2 separate regions of the Homo sapiens genome follow, and region 2 is linked to region 1. The links are chromatin loops, found by intact Hi-C in ENCODE. Cell type or tissue: K562. All regions are shown on one strand. Links, peaks and the distances in the headings refer to the core of each region. The heading gives the core; the rest is flanking DNA.

Region 1 (8,331 bases), core at 63-8,062:
TCCTGGACAGAAAAAGTCCTGGACATTTTTTGTTGGTAATTTTTAAATTACCATTTCAATCGCTCTGCTTGTTATTGGTCTGTTCAGGGTATCTAATTCTTCCTGATTTAAGCTAGAAAGGTTGTATTTTTCCAGGAATTTATCCATCTCTTTTAGGTTTTCTGGTTTATGTGTGTAAAGGTGTTCATAGTAGCCTTGAATGATCTTTTGTATTTCAGTAGTGTCAGTTGTAATATCTCCTGTTTTGTTTCTCAGCGAGGTTATTTGGATTTTCTCTCTTCTTTTCTTGGTTAATCTTGCTAATGGTCTATCAATTTTATTTATCTTTTCAAAGAACCAGCTTTTTGTTTCATTTATCTTTTGTATTAGTTTTTTTAAATTTCAACTTCATTTAGTTCTGCTCTGATCTTGGTCATTTCCTTTCTTCTGCTGGTTTGGGGTTTGGTTTGTTCTTCTTTCTCTAGTTCCTTGAGGTATGACCTTAGATTGTCTGTTTGTGCTCTTTCAGACTTTTTGATGTAGGTGTTTAGGACTATGAACTTTCCTCTTAGCACTGCCTTAGCTGTATCCCAGAGGTTTTGATAGGTTGTGTCATTATTGTCATTCAGTTTGAAGAGTTTTTAAATTTCCATCTTGAGTTGGTTTTTGACCTTTTGCTCATTCAAGAGCAGGTTATTTAATTCCATGTATTTGCGTGGTGGTTTTGAAGGTTCCTTTTGGAGTTGATTTCCAGTTTCATTCCACTGTGGTCTGAGAGAGTGTTTGATATAATTTCAATTTTCTTAAATTTATTGAGGCTCATTTCATGGTCTATCGTATGGTCTATCTTGGAGAAAGTTCCATGCACTGTCGAATAGAATGTGTATTCTGTGGTTGTTGGATGAAATGTTCTGTGTATGTCTGTTAAGTCCATTTGTTCCAAGGTATGGTTTAAATTCATTGTTTCTTTACTGACTTTCTGTCTTGATGACCTGTCTAGCGCTGTCAGTGGAGTATTGAAGTCCCCCACTATTATTGTATTGCTGTCTATCACATTTCTTAGGTCTATTAGTAATTGTTTTATAAATTTGGGAGCTCCAGTGTTACGTGCATGTATGTTTAGGATTGTGATATTTTCCTGTTGGACAAGGCCTTTTACCATCATATAATGTCCCGCTTTTTCTCTTTTAACTGCTATTGCTTTAAAGTTTGTTTTGTCTAATATAAGAATAGCTATCCCTGCTCACTTTTGGTGTCCATTTACATGAAATGCCTTTTTTCCACTCCTTTACTTTATGTGAGTCCTTATGTGTTAGGTGAGTCTCCTGAAGGCAGCAGATGGTTGGTGAGTTCTTTTTGTTTGTTCTGTTTTTGTTTTTTTGTTGTTGTTGTTGTTTTTGAGATGGAGTCTCGCTCTGTTGCCCAGGCTGGAGTGCAGTGGCATAATCTCGGCTCACTGCAAGCTCCGCCTCCCGGGTTCACGCCATTCTCCTGCCTCAGCCTCCTGAGTAGCTGGGACTACAGGTGCCCACCACCACACCCGGCTAATTTTTTGTATTTTTAGTAGAGACGGGATTTCACCTTGTTAGCCAGGATGGTCTCGATCTCCTGACCTTGTGATCCGTCCACCTCGGCCTCCCAAAGTGCTGGGATTACGGGAGAGAGCCACCGCACCCGGCCAGTTGGTGAGTTCTTATCCATTCTGCGGTTCTGTATCTTTTAAGTGGAGCATTTAGGCCATTTACATTCAGTTAGTATTGAAATGTGAGGTACCGTTGCATTCATCATGCTCTTTGTTGCCTGCATACTTTGTTTGTTTGTTTTGCTTTTTAACTTGTATTTTTGGTTTACAGGTCCTGTGTGATTTATGCTTTAAAGAGGTTCTGTTTTGATGTGTTTTCGGGATTTGTTTCAAGATTTAGAGCTCCTTTTAGCAGTTCTTGTAGTGGTGGCTTGGTAATGGCGAATTCTCTCAGCATTTGTTTGTCTGAAACGACTGTATCTTTCCTTCATATATGATGCCTAGTTTTGCCAGATGCAAAATTCTTGGCTGATAATTGTTTTGTTTGAGGAGGCTGAAGATAGGGCCCCAATCCCTTCTAGCTTGTAGGGTTTCTGCTGAGAAATCTGCTGTTAATCTGATAGGTTTTCCTTTACAGGTTACCTGGTGCTTCTGTCTCACAGCTCTTAAGATTCTTTCCTTTGTCTTAACTTTGGATAACCTGATGACAGTGCGCCTAGGCGATGATCTTTTTGTGATGAATTTCCCAGGTGTTCCTTGCGCTTCTTGTATTTGCATGTCTAGGTCTCTAGCATGGCTGGGGAAGTTTTCCTTGATTATTCCCCCAAATATATTTTCCAAGCATTTTGAATTGTTTTCTTCCTCAGAAACACTGATTATTCTTAGGTTTGGGTGTTTAACATAATCTCAGACTTCTTGGAGGCTTTGTTCATATTTTCTTAATCTTTTTTCTTTGTCTTTGTTGGATTGGGTTAATTCAAAGACCTTGTCTTCGAGCTCTGAGTTTCTTTCCTCTACTTGTTCAATTCTATTGCTGAGACTTTCCAGAGCATTTCGCATTTCTAAAAGTGTGTCCAAAGTTTTCTGAATTTTTGATTGTTTTTTCTTTAGGCTATCTATTTCCTTGAATATTTCTCCCTTCACTTCTTGCATCATTTCTTTGGATTTCCTTGCATTGGGCTTCGCCTTTCTCTGGTCCCTCCCTGATTAGCTTAATAACTAGCCTCCTGAATTCTTTTCCAGGTAAATAGGGGATTTCTTCTTGGTTTGGAGCCATTGCTGGTGAACCAGTGTAATTTTTGGGAGGTGTTGACAAGCCTTGTTTTCTTATATTACCAGGGCTGGTTTTCTGGTTCCTTCTCATTTGTGTAGCCTCTGTCAGAGGGAAGGTCTAGGGCTGAAGGCTGTTGTTCAGATTTTTTTGTCCCATGGGGTGTTCCCTTGATATAGTATTCTCCCCCTTTTCTGGGGATGTGGCTTCCTGTGAGCTGAACTCCAGTGATTGTTGTCTCTCTTCTGGGTCTAGCCACCCAGTGAGTCAATCCGGCTCCAGGCTGGTACTGGGGGTTGTCTGCACAGAGTCCTGTGATGTGAACCATCTGTGAGTCTTTCAGCCATGGATACCAGCACCTGTTCTGGTGGAGGTGGTGGAGGGTGCAATGGACTCCATGGGGGTCCTTAGCTTTGTTGGTTTAATGCTCTATTTTTGTGCTGGTTGGCTTCCTGCCAGGAGGTGGTGCTTTCCAGAAAGCATCAACTATAATAGTGTGGAGAGGGACTGGCAGTAGGCACGGCTGTAGAACTCCCAAGATTATATGTCCTTTGCCTTCTGCTACCAGGGTGGGTAGTGAAGGACCATCAGGTGGGAGCAGGGCTAGGCGTGCTCTCCTTGGCGGGTCTTGCTGCGGCTGCCATGGGGGATGGGGGTGAGATTCCCAGGTCACTGAAGTTGTGTTCCTAGGAGGATTATGGCTGCCTCTGCTGAGTCATGCAAGTTGTCAGGGAAGTGGGGGAAAGCCGGCAGTCACAGGCCCCACCCAGCTCCCACACAAACCAAAGAGCTGATCTCACTCCCACTGTGCCCCCTGCAACAGCCCCGAGTCTGTTTTACCCAGACTGGATTCTCTTTACGGACGGGAGTTCTTTTGTAGAACAAAGAACCCATAAAGCAGGGTATGCAACAGCTATATGAACGATATAGTTGAAAGTGCACCTCTCCTAGGGCACAAGTGTTCAACTAACCAAACTAATTGCCCTCAAGAGGGCGCTCAAGTTAAGCAAAGGAAAAACAGCATTTATACTGATTCTTTCTCTCTCTCTCTCTCTCTCTCTCTCTCTCTCTCTCTCTCTCTCTCTCTCTCTCTCTCTTTCTGACGGAGTTTCCTCTTCATTGCACTTCCAGGCTGGAGTGCAATGGCGCAATCTCAGCTCACTGCAACCTCTGCCTCCCAGGTTCAAGCGATTCTCCTGCCTCAGCCTCCCGGGTACCTGGGATTACAGGCATGCGCCACCATGCCCGGCTAATTTTGTATTTTCAGTAGAGACAGGGTTTCTCCATGTTGGTCAGGCTGGTCTTGAACTCCTGACCTCAGGTGATCCGCCTGCCTCGGCCTCCCAAAGTGCTGGGATTACAGGCGTGAATCACCGCGCCTGGCCCATTTATACTGATTCTAAGTATGCTTTCCTAGTCCTCCATGCCCATGCTACTATCTGGAAAGAGAAGAACTTCCTCACAGCTAATTAGTCTCCCATTGAATACCATCAGGAAATTAATAAGACTATTTTCCTTGGTTTTCCTCCCATGGGAGCTGGCAATAATACATTGTAAAGGCCATCAAAGAGTGATGGATGAGATAGCCGAGGGAAATAGGCTGGAGGACAAAGCAGCTAAATCAGCAGCAAGGGGGCCCAGGTCTCTGATCCACTTGAAGCCCTACTGATCTGGGAGGGCCGCATCAGAGAAATAAAACCTCAATACTCTCTTGCAGAAATAGAATGGGCCACCTCTTGGGGATACATCCTGCAGTCCTCAGGATGGCTACAATCGGAGGACAATAAGCTTCATCTACCAGCTGCCAACCAATGGAAAGTACTTAAAAGCCTTCACTAGGCCTTCCACCTAGGTAAGGATAAAACCTATCAACTGGCCCAGAGATTGTTCTCAGGTAAAAATCTAATACAAAGAGTTAAACAAGTTGTTAATGGTGGCAAGATCTGCCTTAAAAACAGTCTCCTTAATCGACAGCGTCTTTGGCCAGGAACTCAAAAGACAAGCGGCTACCTTGGGGAAGACTGGCAAATGGATTTCACCCATATGCCAAAGACAAGGGGCATCCAGTACCTCCTACTATAAATAGATACGTTCACTAACTGGGTAGAAGCATTTCCATGTCAGACAGAGAAAGCCTCTGAGGTGATAAAAGTACTAATCAATGAGATAATTCCCTGCTTTGGACTTCCTAAGTATCTCCAGAGCAATAATGGCCCCTCGTTCAAGGTGGCCGTCACCCAGGGGGTCTCAAAGGCACTTGGTTCTACAGTACTATCTTCATTATGCCTGGAGACCACAATCCCCGGGAAAGGTAGAAAAGACAAATGATATTATCAAAAGGCACCTCAGGAAACCGTCTCAGGAGACTCATCTCCCCTGGACTACCCTTCTCCCCATAGCCCTGCTACATGTCAGAAACACTCCTTCAAAGCTAGGTTTGAGTCCCTTTGAAATGATGTGTGGATAGCCTTTTCTCACCAGTTATCTCTTGCTAGACCAAGAAACCTCTAATTTAACTAAGCACATAACCTCTTTGGTCCATTTCCAACAGGAACTGAAACAATTGTTGGAGGCCCAATCCCGTGAACCAGGGCCACCTCTGTTCAACCCAAGGGACCTAGTGCTAGTAAAAGTGATATCCCTTCCCTTTCTCTCTCTATAGGCCCAGGTTGGGAGGGACCCTACACTGTACTCCTTTCTACTCCTGTGGCAGTGAAGGTCACTGGAATAGACTCTTGGATTCATTATACCCAAGTAAAGACTTGGGAAGCCAACAGAGTCACCTCCGTTGACCCAGAAGAACACCCAAAGTACCAATGTGAAGAGATTGGGGACCTCAAGCTAAAAATCACAAAAGATAAGTGTTAATAATTAGCCTTCCATGGGTATCCTCTTTATAGTCTTGCCTATGCTTGCTGTTCTTACCTTTGTTCTGTTCTATACCACAGAGCACAATAATGTTTTCAGAATAATTCGTATATTTCACTTCTTTCTTTTTTTTTTTTTTTTGAGATGGAGTCTCACTCTGTCACCCAGGCTGGAGTGCAGTGGTGTGATCTTGGCTCACTGCAACCTCCACCTCCAAGGTTCAAGCAATTCTCCTGCCTCAGCGTCCCAAGTAGCTGGGATTACAGGTGTGCGCCGCCACACCCGGCTAATTTTTGTATTTTTAGAGACGGGGTTTCACTATGTTGGCCAGGCTGGTCTTGAACTCTTGACTTTAGGTGATCCCTCTGCCTCGGCCTCCCAAAGTGCTGGGATTGCAGGGGTGAGCCACAGCACCCGGCCTCACTTCTTATCTCTGTAACCCTTGGCACTAGATTCTTTCCTTATATAATACACGTTTAACCCATGGATACTTAACCTTATAAAACTTGTTTTATTCTCTCACACCTAGAAACCATCAAACTCCAAATGGTCAGGCAACCAGAGCCTCAGACAATGGCTCCGCTTTGCTGGGGACCCTTAGATAGACCTCTGAGAGGAATCTGACTGCTATTTTCCCCAAAACAATGCTCCCTGTCAGCAGGAAGTAGCTAAGGTCAGTTGTCATACATATTCTAACAGCAGTTAGATGTACCTCTTCAGAGGGGGGAAATGAGATGGACAGGAGACGGGGAAATACTGGGTAGAAGAAGGTGGCTCCCCGGCAAAGACCCCACCCTCAAGCCTGAAGACCTGCGGCCCTAAATGAAGACAGGCTTTTCTGGTTTTGCACCCAAAAAGTTGCCTTTTGGACTGCCATGTCCCCCCCGCCTATCCTGCCCCTGTATAAACCCAAGACCTTAGTGGGCACACACACAAGTGGCTGAATGTTGGGACCAGCAGACCAGCGACAGTGGAACAACGCAGCAGAGAAAGAGAGAAGAGGAGTAACATCTGGATGCTGAGGGGAATTCAGCTAGGGGCGGTCAGAGAAGAATCTGGCCATTGGGTGGCCTGACTCCAGGGGAAGACCACCTTACCACTCCATCCACCCCCTTCTGACTCCCCATCCATCTCACTGAGAGCCACCTTCACCATTCAATAAAATCTTGCACTCATCTTTCGAGCCCACGTGTGATCCGATTCTTCTGGTACACTGGGCAATAACTCAGGATACAGAAGGCTGTTACACTGCCCCCCAGTCCTTGCAATAAGGCAGAGGGTCCATTGAGCTGCTTAACATACAAGCCACCTGCAGATGGCAAATCTGAAAGAGCTTGATAACACATGCCCACTTGGGCTTCGGGAGTTGCAGACACCCATCCCTAGAAGCTGTCTTGGGGCCGGAGCCCAAAAGTGCTCACAACGGCCTCTGCATCTGCCCAGCTGCATGCTCTCCCTAGGGGTTTGAGCTGCCAGCGACCAAGCAAGCGACACCCCATCACACATCCGCAAGGGGAATCAGGGAACTCTCCCGTTTCACTTAAATGAGGTGTTTAAATCTTTAGCTTTAAGACATTGATCCCAGTTCCAAGGATAACACAGCTGTTCCCAGCCATTTACTCTCTAGTGCAGATGAAGAGTTTACCATGGCAGACTTCACTGAGAATAAAAGAAGAGACCAAGACACATAAAGATGTGGACCCACTTTCTCCTTGGGGAAGGTAGAGACAGTCACCTTGGGGAAAGTTTGGAGAAGGGGAAGTTGGTAATCAAAGCCAATTCCATATTTTGGTCAGGACTGGCTCTGACAACTGGGTGTGGTAGAATGGTCAATAGACCAGAAGTGCCATGGAGTTAAGGTCCCCGGAGCAGCCCTAGTCGAAAAGGGATGGGAATTTGGTGATTAATACTGCATGTGCAGCATCCATATGGGCCATTCCCCATCACCCTGTGGAAATGTGGGGAACTGCCTGCTGTGCCATGAGTAATATATCCCTTTCCTCTAAACCAGGAGTCTCCTGTCTTCTGCCAGCATCTATGAATCTGTGGCTGGCTAACTTGTTAGCTTGCAAGTACGGTAAAATCTCAGAACCTTCACACTTCTTGACATTTATATCATATAATAATATACATCCATATAATCTGTATACATATATATCTTTTCTGGAATTTCTCCAGTAAGCATTTATTCTTTTTCAAATTTTAAATGAATACATGACCCTTTATAGTTCTGGACAATAACATACCTTCCTTCTCCTTAACATGGCTTCCTTCTCCTTCCTTTTTTACTTCCCCCTTTCCCCACTGTTGTTTTTGAGGTTCACCTCTCAAATGAACTATTGGCATTCAAATTCTTGATTCAGGGTCTTTGTATTAGTCCATTTTCATACTGCAATGAAGAAATACCCGAGACGGGGTAATTTATAAAGAAAAAGAGGTTTAATGGACTCACAGTTCCAAATGTCTGGGGAGGCCTCACAATCATGGCAGAAGACAAAGGAGGAGGAAAGGCACATCTTACATGGCAGCAGGCAAGAGAGCTTGTGCAGGGGAACTGCCCTTTATTAAACCATCAGATCTCATGAGACTTATTCATTGTCATGAGAACAGCATGGGAAAACCCACCACCACCATGATTCAATTACCTCCCACTGGGTCCCTCCTATGATACATGGGGATTATGGGAGCTACA
Region 2 (8,331 bases), core at 222-8,221, 460 kb before region 1:
CTAACAAAGTTTTGTTAACTGCTTAACAAACCTCAATGGCCCTTTTTCCCCCTGTAATTTTTGACTGCATACTCTTTGATCACCTTTTCGTGTGGCCGCAACTTTATAATATTTTCTAGGGAGAGGATAGAAAGATAATTCAGTTTTTGGCTGGGCGTGGTGGCTCACGCCTGTAATCCCAGCACTTTGGGAGGCCGAGGCAGGTGGATCACCTGAGGTCAGGAGTTTGAGACCAGCCTAGCCAACATGGTGAAACCCCATCTCTACTAATAATACGAAAATTAGCCGGGCATAGGAGGTGGCGCATATCTGTAGTCCCAGCTACTCGGGAGGCTGAGGCAGGAGAATCGCTTGAATCCAGGAGGCGGAGGTTGCAGTGAGCTGAGACAGTGCCACTGCCCTCCAGCCTGGGTGACGGAGCCAGACTCCGTCTCAAAAAAAAAAAATAAATAAATAAATAAAGATAGTTAGATCGTTCAGTTTTTGTTCTAACATGGTTGATAGAAATTTGGTTTTCATTACTGATAGTTTAGAAAAATGTCAGCTTTACATTTTCATAATTAATAATTCTGTGCACATTTTTAGGATTGTTGTCAAATTTGGGAAAACCTCTATCAAGTTTCTTTCATATAAAAGCGGTAAGTTTTCAGGGTATATCAAGGTTTCATGTTCAGGAACTAACCTTAAATACTCTAAATTGGCAATACTCATGGACCAATTTGACCTCCAATTCTTGCTGTAGAGGTCTAGTCTATTATGAGATTTATGTTATCTTTATCAATGACAGTATTTTAGTCAAATCTGCACAAAATGTAAATGTTTTCCTGCTGTGTTCATGTATTTCACTTATTTTATTAAGTAGATTATTTAATAATCTAAGAGCCCATATATTACCTCTATTCAAAATTTATCTCTTCCTCTTTTGGTATGATCTGAAAAAATATTTTGGTACAATTTACTTCTCAGATGTCAGAATAGTTTCTATAGGTTATATATAGAAATATTTGAAAAATATTTTCATCATATAGTGAGTTTGCAATTATATTACTGCATTATTGAATATATATATATTTTTTTTTTTCTTTTTTTCTTCTTCTTCTTCTTTGAGACTGGGTCTCACTCACTCTGTCACCCAGGTTGGAGTGCAGTGGTGCAATCATGGCTCACTGCAGACTTGACTTCCTGGGCTCAAGTGATCCTCCCACCTCAGCCTCCCCAGTAGCCAGGACTACAGGTATGCGCCGCCACACCTGGCTGATTTTTTAATTTTTTTTTTTAGGGATAGGGTCTTCCTACATTGCCCAGGCTGGTCTCAAACTCCTAAGCTCAAGAGATCCTCCTGCCTCATCCTCCCAAAGTGCTGGGATTACACGCGTAAGCCACCACGCATAGCCTGATTATATTCTTAAGAGGAAAAACTTTCATTTTGATCTGCTTACAAGTTTTCATGTTTGATGGTTGGAAGAATTTTCCATGGATTAACGTCTGGCTCTGTACATTCCAAACCTTGCTGCTCCTCCACCAGCCCAGTCCCAGCTGCTATAGTGCATAGTATCATGAGGCCAGGTGGGCAGGTCAAATCATTCCTGGAAGTCATTCCTACCCCAGGATGGCCAATAATAACTATATGTGAAAACATATGTGAAAACTATATGTGAAAACTATATGTGAAAACATATGTGAAAACTATATGTGAAAACATATGTGAAAACTCTATGTGAAACGTATCCCATTTTAAAGGCCCCGAAGAGTCTTCTGCAAATGAGGGGCTCTGAGGGTTAAGCTTCATGAGTTCTGTGTATGTATGAGTGTGTGAGAGGGTTTTTTGTTTGTTTTTTGAGAGAGTCTCACTCTGTTGCCCAGGCTGGAGGGCAGTGGCATGATCTTGGCTCATTGCAGCCCCCGCCTCCTGGGCTCAAGGGATTCTTCTGCCTCAGGCTCCCAAGTACCTGGGATTACAGGCACTCGCCACCGCACCTGGCTAAGTTTGTATTTTTAATAGAGACCGGTTTTACCATGTTGGCTAGGCTGGTCTCAAACTCCTGGCTTCAAGTGATCCGCCCACCTCAGCCTCCCAAAGTGCTGGGATTACAGAAATGAGATTTTTTTTTTTTTTTTTTTTTTTTTTGAGACAGAGGTTCGCTCTTGTTGCCCAGGCTGGAGCGCAATGGCACGATCTCGGCTCGCCGCAACCTCTGCCTCCCGGGTTCAAGCGATTCTCCTGCCTCAGCCTCCGAGTAGCTGGGATTACAGGCATGCACCACCACGCCCGGCTAATTTTTGTATTTTTTAGTAGAGACGGGCTTTCTCCATGTTAATCAGGCTGGTCTCGAACTCCCGACCTCGGGTGATCTGCCCGCCTCGGCCTCCCAAAGTGCTGGGATTACAGGCATGAGCCACAGCGCTCAGCCGGATTGTTTTCTTTTTAAAAAAAGGGGGCAGGGCCAGGCACGGTCGTCACGCCTGTAATCCCAGCACTTTGGGAGGCTGAAGCGGGTGGATCACCTGAGGTTGGGAGTTTGAGACCAGCCTGACCAACATGATGAAACCCCGTCTCTACTAAAAATACAAAATTAGCCGGATGTGGTGGCACGTGCCTGTAATCCCAGCTACTCGGGAGGCTGAGGCAGGAGAGTCGCTTGAACCCAGGAGGCAGAGGTTGCGGTGAGCTGAGATCGCACCATTGTACTCCAGCCTGGGCAACAGGAGTGAAATCCCATCTAAAAATAAATAAATAAATAAATAAATAAATAACAGGGGCAGCAGGGCACGGTGGCTCATGCCTGTAATCCCAACACTTTGGAAAGCCGAGGTGGGCAGATCACCTGAGGTCAGGAGTTTGAGACCATGGTGAAACCCCATCTCTACCAAACATGGTGAAACCCCATCTCTAGTAAAACTACAAAAAATTAGCCAGGCATGGTGGCACGCGCCTGTAATCCCAGCTACTCGGGAGGCTGAGGCAGGAGAATCTCTTGAACCCTGGAGGTGGAGGTCGCAGTGAGCCAAGATCACGCCACTGCACTTTAGCCTAGGCAACAAGAGCGAAACCCCATCTCAAAAAAAAAAAAAAAAAAAGCTTAAAAAAAGCTAAGAAATACAAAATTTAGCCAGCATGGTGGCGCACGCCTGTAATCCCCGCTACTCGGGAGGCTGAGGCAGGAGAATCGCTTGATCCCAGCAGTGGAGGTTGTGGTGAGCCGAGATCGCGCCACTGCCCTCCAGCCTGGGCTACAGAGATTCCATCTAAAACAAAAAACAAAAAACAAACAAACAAAAAAATAGGAGCCAACAGAATACCAAAGGGCCCAGTACAGAGAGCTTGGATCTGTGCCTCCGCATGAGTCCCGACTCCCTGTGACCTTGAACAGATCTCTTACTTCGAGGCTTGTCCACCTTGGTTCCTCCCACCCGAACCCACCCTGCCCAGACAGCCTCATGGGCCATGTCACCCCGCGGCCTCTAGAGGGCAGCATATCCTCACTTCGGAAGACCCGGCTGCAGTCCCGGCGCAAGGGCAGCGGCACCGGCTTGGTTGCTAAGGGGGCTTCGGAGTCTCGCTGCCGTCCTCGCTCGGGGGACTGTCGGCGCTTTGCGCAGTCGTGCTCCACGCGAGAGGACGCCGCCAGCAAGAAATATGTCAACAAGCCTAGCCTCGCGCAGGTGCCGCTTAGTTCCTAACGGATGCGCGTGATAGAACCGGGGCAGAGAGAGCGCCGCCTCCCTAGTGAAGTTCAAGTTCGCAGGACGGTTTTCATTCCCCACGACCCCCACGGGTCAAGGTCCTCTTGACTTTGGGTCTGGGCACCTAAGGGAAGTAGGAAAGAGCTTGCAGGCCTGGCAGCTGTGGCCTAGGTAATATGACCACGGCGCTGGCAGTGCCACTGACTTCACACAGAAACACACCATGGGGACCCGGGACTCAGGGCCCTGGCCCCTGCAGAGGTATGTCAGAAGCCTTCCCTACCATCACGCCTCCCCCCGGGGACTTTGCCACCTCTCAGGCTCCTGGAGCACAGGACACTCCTCTTGATTTCGGGTGTCTGGCACCTGCTGGACAGGGGTGTTCATCAGCTGACGCGGGGATGCTTGTGACCAGGCGGGACCGGGAGCCCGGGTGGGCACACCACCTAGACAACAAGGCACAGCGCCTTGGCCAGCTGCTGCACCCCAAGCACCTATCCTGGGGGGCCTGTGCAGGATCTGATGAGGTCTGAAGAGCCCCCAATTTGGGGGTCGGGTTATGCACGGGGAGGGGACTCACTCTCCCATGGGACCTCCTCAGAAGGTGGCTGCCTTCCACCAGGGAGCAGTGGGCATAGCTAATGTTTTCAATTTTATCTTTGATCGCTGGAACTCAGGGGCAGGAGGAAGCTGAGAGTGTCCAGGGCTCCCCTCCCACTGTTTGTGGGTAAAGGGGTGTGGTGAGGAGGCAGAAAGGAAGGATCTAGGTGAGAAAAGCACTCTGATGAAATTGACTATTGTCAGCCCTTGTCAGCTGTGGTGTGCCAGGCAGAGGGTGTGTGTGCACGTCCCTGGAGCAACGTGCAGGGGAAGGCACATGTTTTTTTAAAAATTTGAGGCGGCTGGGCGTGGTGGCTCATGCCTGTAATCCCAGCACTTTGGGAGGCCAAGGCAGGTGGATCACTTGAGGTCAGAAGTTCGAGACCAGCCTGGCCAACATGGTGAAATCCCATCTCTACTAAAAATACAAAGATTAGCCGGACATGGTGGCAGCGCCTTTAATCCCAGCTACTTGAGAGGCTGAGGCAGGAGAATCACTTGAACCTGGGAGGTGGAGGTTGCAGTGAGCCAAGATCGCACCACTGCACTCCAGCCTGGGCAACAGAGCGAGACTCCATCTCAAAAAACAAACAAACAAACAAACAAAAACATTTATTGAGGCTGGGCTCAGTGGCTCATGCATGTAATCCCAGCACTTTAGGAGGCTGAGGCAGGAGGATAGCTTGAAGCCAGGAATTCAAGACCAGCCTGGGCAACATAGAGAGAACCTATCTCTACCAAAAAATAAAAAATAAATTTTTTTTAAATTAAAAATTTATTGTGTAGAGTGTAGGACGCTTGCCAGAGACTGGGAAAGGTAGTGGGAGTGGGTGCGGATTGTTAATGGGTACAAAAAAATAGAATAGCATCTAGTATTTACAGAATAAATAAGATCTAGTATTTGATAGCACAACAGGGTGACTATAGTCAATAATAATTTAATTGTACACACTTATGATCCCAGCACTTTGGGAAGCCAAGGCAGGCGAATCAGATTGCTTGAGCTCAGGAGATTGAGACCAGCCTGGGCAACATGGTAAAACCCTGTCTCTACAAAAAATACAAAAAAATTTAGCAGGGCATAGTGGCGCACATCTGTAATCCCAGCTACTCGGGAGGCTGAGATGGGAGGATTGCTTGAGGCCCAGGGGCAGAGGTTGCAATGAACTGAGATTGCACTACCACTGCACTCCAGCCTGGGTGACAGAACGAGATCCTGTCTCAAAAAAAAAATTTTTTTTTAATTTATTGTGGTAAAATACATATATAATTAACCATGTTCACCATTAAAAGTTTTTTCTTTCTTTCTTTCTTTTTTTTGAGATGGAGTCTTGCTCTGTTGCCCAGGCTGGAGTGAAGTGGTGCCATCTCGGCTCACTACAACCTCTGCCTCCCGGGCTCTAGTGATTCTCCTGCCTCAGCCTCCTGAGTAACTGGGACTACAGGCACACGCCACCACACTCGGCTAAGTTTTTGTATTTTTAGTAGAGATGGGGTTTCGCCATGTTGGCCAAGCTGGTCTCGAACTCCTGACCTCAAGCAATCCACCCACCTCGGCCTCGGAAAGTGCTGGGATTACAGGTGTGAGCCAGCTCACCGGCCAAAAGTTTTTTTTATTGTGGTAAAATATACATACCATAAAATTTACCATTGTAACCATTTTAAGGTGTGCAATTTGTAGCATTTAGTGCATTCATAATCTTGTGCAACTATCATCACTATCTAGTTCCAGAACATTTTCCTTTCTCCAAAAAAAAAGAAACCCCTGCCCATTAGCAGTCACTTCCCCTTCTCCCCTCTCTCAGCCCCTGGCAGCCACTAATCTGCTTTCCATCTCTATGGATTTGCCTATTCTGGATGTTTTATATCAATAGAATCGTGCGACCATGGCCTCCTGTATCTGGCTTCTTTCACTCAGCCTGTTTTCAAAGTTCATCCATGTTGCAGCACGCGTCAGCGCTTCCTTCCTTTTCATTGCTGAGTCATATTCCATTGTATGGATAGGCCCCATTCTGTTTACCCGTTCATCTGTTCATGGATGCCTGGGCTGTTTCCACCTGTTGGCAACTGTGAAGGACGCACGCGCGCCTTTGCAGCTGTGTCTGGCCCTCATCTGCAGGCCCCTCTGGGTCTAGCACCCTCTGCCAGCTGGGCTGTGAGCAGTTGTTCTGGGCCTGCATACCTTCCCTCACCCTTTTACTCCCTTGTGAGTCTGGGCACATGGACCTTTTTCTGGTCCAAGAGAGATGGTCCACGTGCCTGCACCAGAAAAGGGTCCACATGCCCGGACTCACCAGGTGTTGCCTCAAATCAAGGGTCCACTTGGAGTTATTTTGTTGCCTCTCAGGGGCCAGGCCCTTTAAAACTTGGATGCTAGAAGCAGCCCCTTTTCCTCTACTTTCTGCTAATACATCCCCAAGGCAAAGAACAAGACTGGCCTGGCTGCCGCCATGATGAGAGGATGGACAAGGCAAAGACAGTAGGAAATGCTGGGCAGTGGAAGGGCGTGGGGAAGCAAATGTGATCCTGCATATTTTCTTTTTTTTTTTTCTTTTGAGACAGAGTTTTACTCTGTCTCCCAGGCTGAAGTACAGTGGCGCAATCTTGGCTCACTGCAACCTCCACCTCCCGGGTTCAAGCGATTCTCCTGCTTCAGCCTCCCGAGTAGCTGGGATTACAAGCGGCCACCACCATGCCCGGCTAATTTTTGTATTTTTAGTAGAGACAGGATTTCACCATGTTGGCCAGGCTGGTCTCGAACTCCTGACCTCAAGTGATCCACCTGCCTCGGCCTCCCAAAGTGCTGGGATTATAGGCCTGAGCCACCACGCCCGGCCAATTTTGCATATTTTCATCCTCACTTACTCTCTTGCCATGACAATTGAGTGGAGGGTGGGACAGTGTGGGACATGGAGGCCACGGCCCAGGACAGTGGGTAGGGGAGATGATGAGGGGCCACCTTTCCTCCCAGCACGGCCAGTCTACCCAGGCCAGGGCAGGAAGCAAGAGGAGGGGAGACCATGTGAGGGCAGGGGAGTGTCTGTGGAGGCCCTGCCTGGACAAGCAGACCAAGGAGGTCCTTCTTTGCCAAGAGAGATGGGCAAATTGTGATGGCCAGTTCTGGAAAAGGCAGTCCCTGGGCCCTGAGGAGAAGAGAATCTCTCCCCAAATCCACATGCAGGGAATGAACCCTCCCTGGGCACTCAGATCAGTGAACAGCTTGTATCAGTGTAAGGTACATGAGTTGGTATATTTACTCCTTGGATTTTAATGGCCAGGGATTCTTTGACTTGTCAAGTCCTTTAGCTACAGAAAATAAACACATGTCTGTCCTCTCTGCTCCACCCTGTCGTTTGCTGACCCTACGTTTGCTGTGTCAGTGAACACTAGGGGCCCCATTCCAGCTTGCCTCATTTGGAATCCAACATTTACTGAGATGCCATAGATGAGCTGCTCTCAGATATCTCAAATTTCACAAACTGATACACTTTTTCAAAAAACAGGACCTGGCCCGGCGCGGTGGCTCATGCCTGTAATCCTAGCACTTTGGGAGACCAAGGTGGGTGGATCACCTGAGGTCAGGAGTTCGAGACCAGCCTGACCAACATGGAGAAACCCCATCTCTACTAAAAATACAAAAATTAGCTGGGTGTGGTGGCATGTGCCTGTAGTCCCTGCTACTCCTTGGGAGGCTGAGACAGGAGAATGGCTTGAACCCGGGAGGCAGAGGTTGCAGTGAGCTGAGATTGCGCCACTGCACTGCAGCCTGTGCAACAGAGTGAGACGCTGAATCAAAATCAAAAACAAAGAAACAAACAAAAAAAGGAACCAATTTGGTTTGCCAACTTTTTGTTGTGCCAAGTTAGGGAATTAAAAAACAAACAGGCCGGGCGCGGTGGCTCACGCCTGTAATCCCAGCACTTGGGGATGCCAAGGCGGGCAGATCACCAGGTCAGGAGTTCGAGACCAGCCTGACCAACATGGTGAAACCCTGTCTCTACTAAAAATACAAAAATTAGCCAGGTGTGGTGGCACGCGCCTGCAATC

Evidence for each region. Peaks named below come from ENCODE experiments on the same cell type or tissue, not always from the same donor. Only the 100,000 strongest peaks of a DNase experiment are listed, where the experiment ranks them.
Region 2: it touches region 1 in a loop (5-fold over the local background); 2 of 110 quality-filtered maps call a loop at or near these places.

Annotation. Positions count from the first base shown.
Region 1 is chrX:40,789,649-40,797,979 of GRCh38, reverse strand. No RefSeq gene overlaps it. Among named protein-coding and RNA genes, the nearest start is that of MED14OS, 58 kb to the right of the region's middle. In K562, for the core only: a CTCF peak has its summit at 3,763 (motif pointing right); a DNase peak (open chromatin) is centred at 3,719.
Region 2 is chrX:41,249,010-41,257,340 of GRCh38, reverse strand. No RefSeq gene overlaps it. Among named protein-coding and RNA genes, the nearest start is that of LINC02601, 23 kb to the left of the region's middle. In K562, for the core only: a CTCF peak has its summit at 3,454 (motif pointing right); a DNase peak (open chromatin) is centred at 3,450; H3K4me3 peaks cover 456 bases.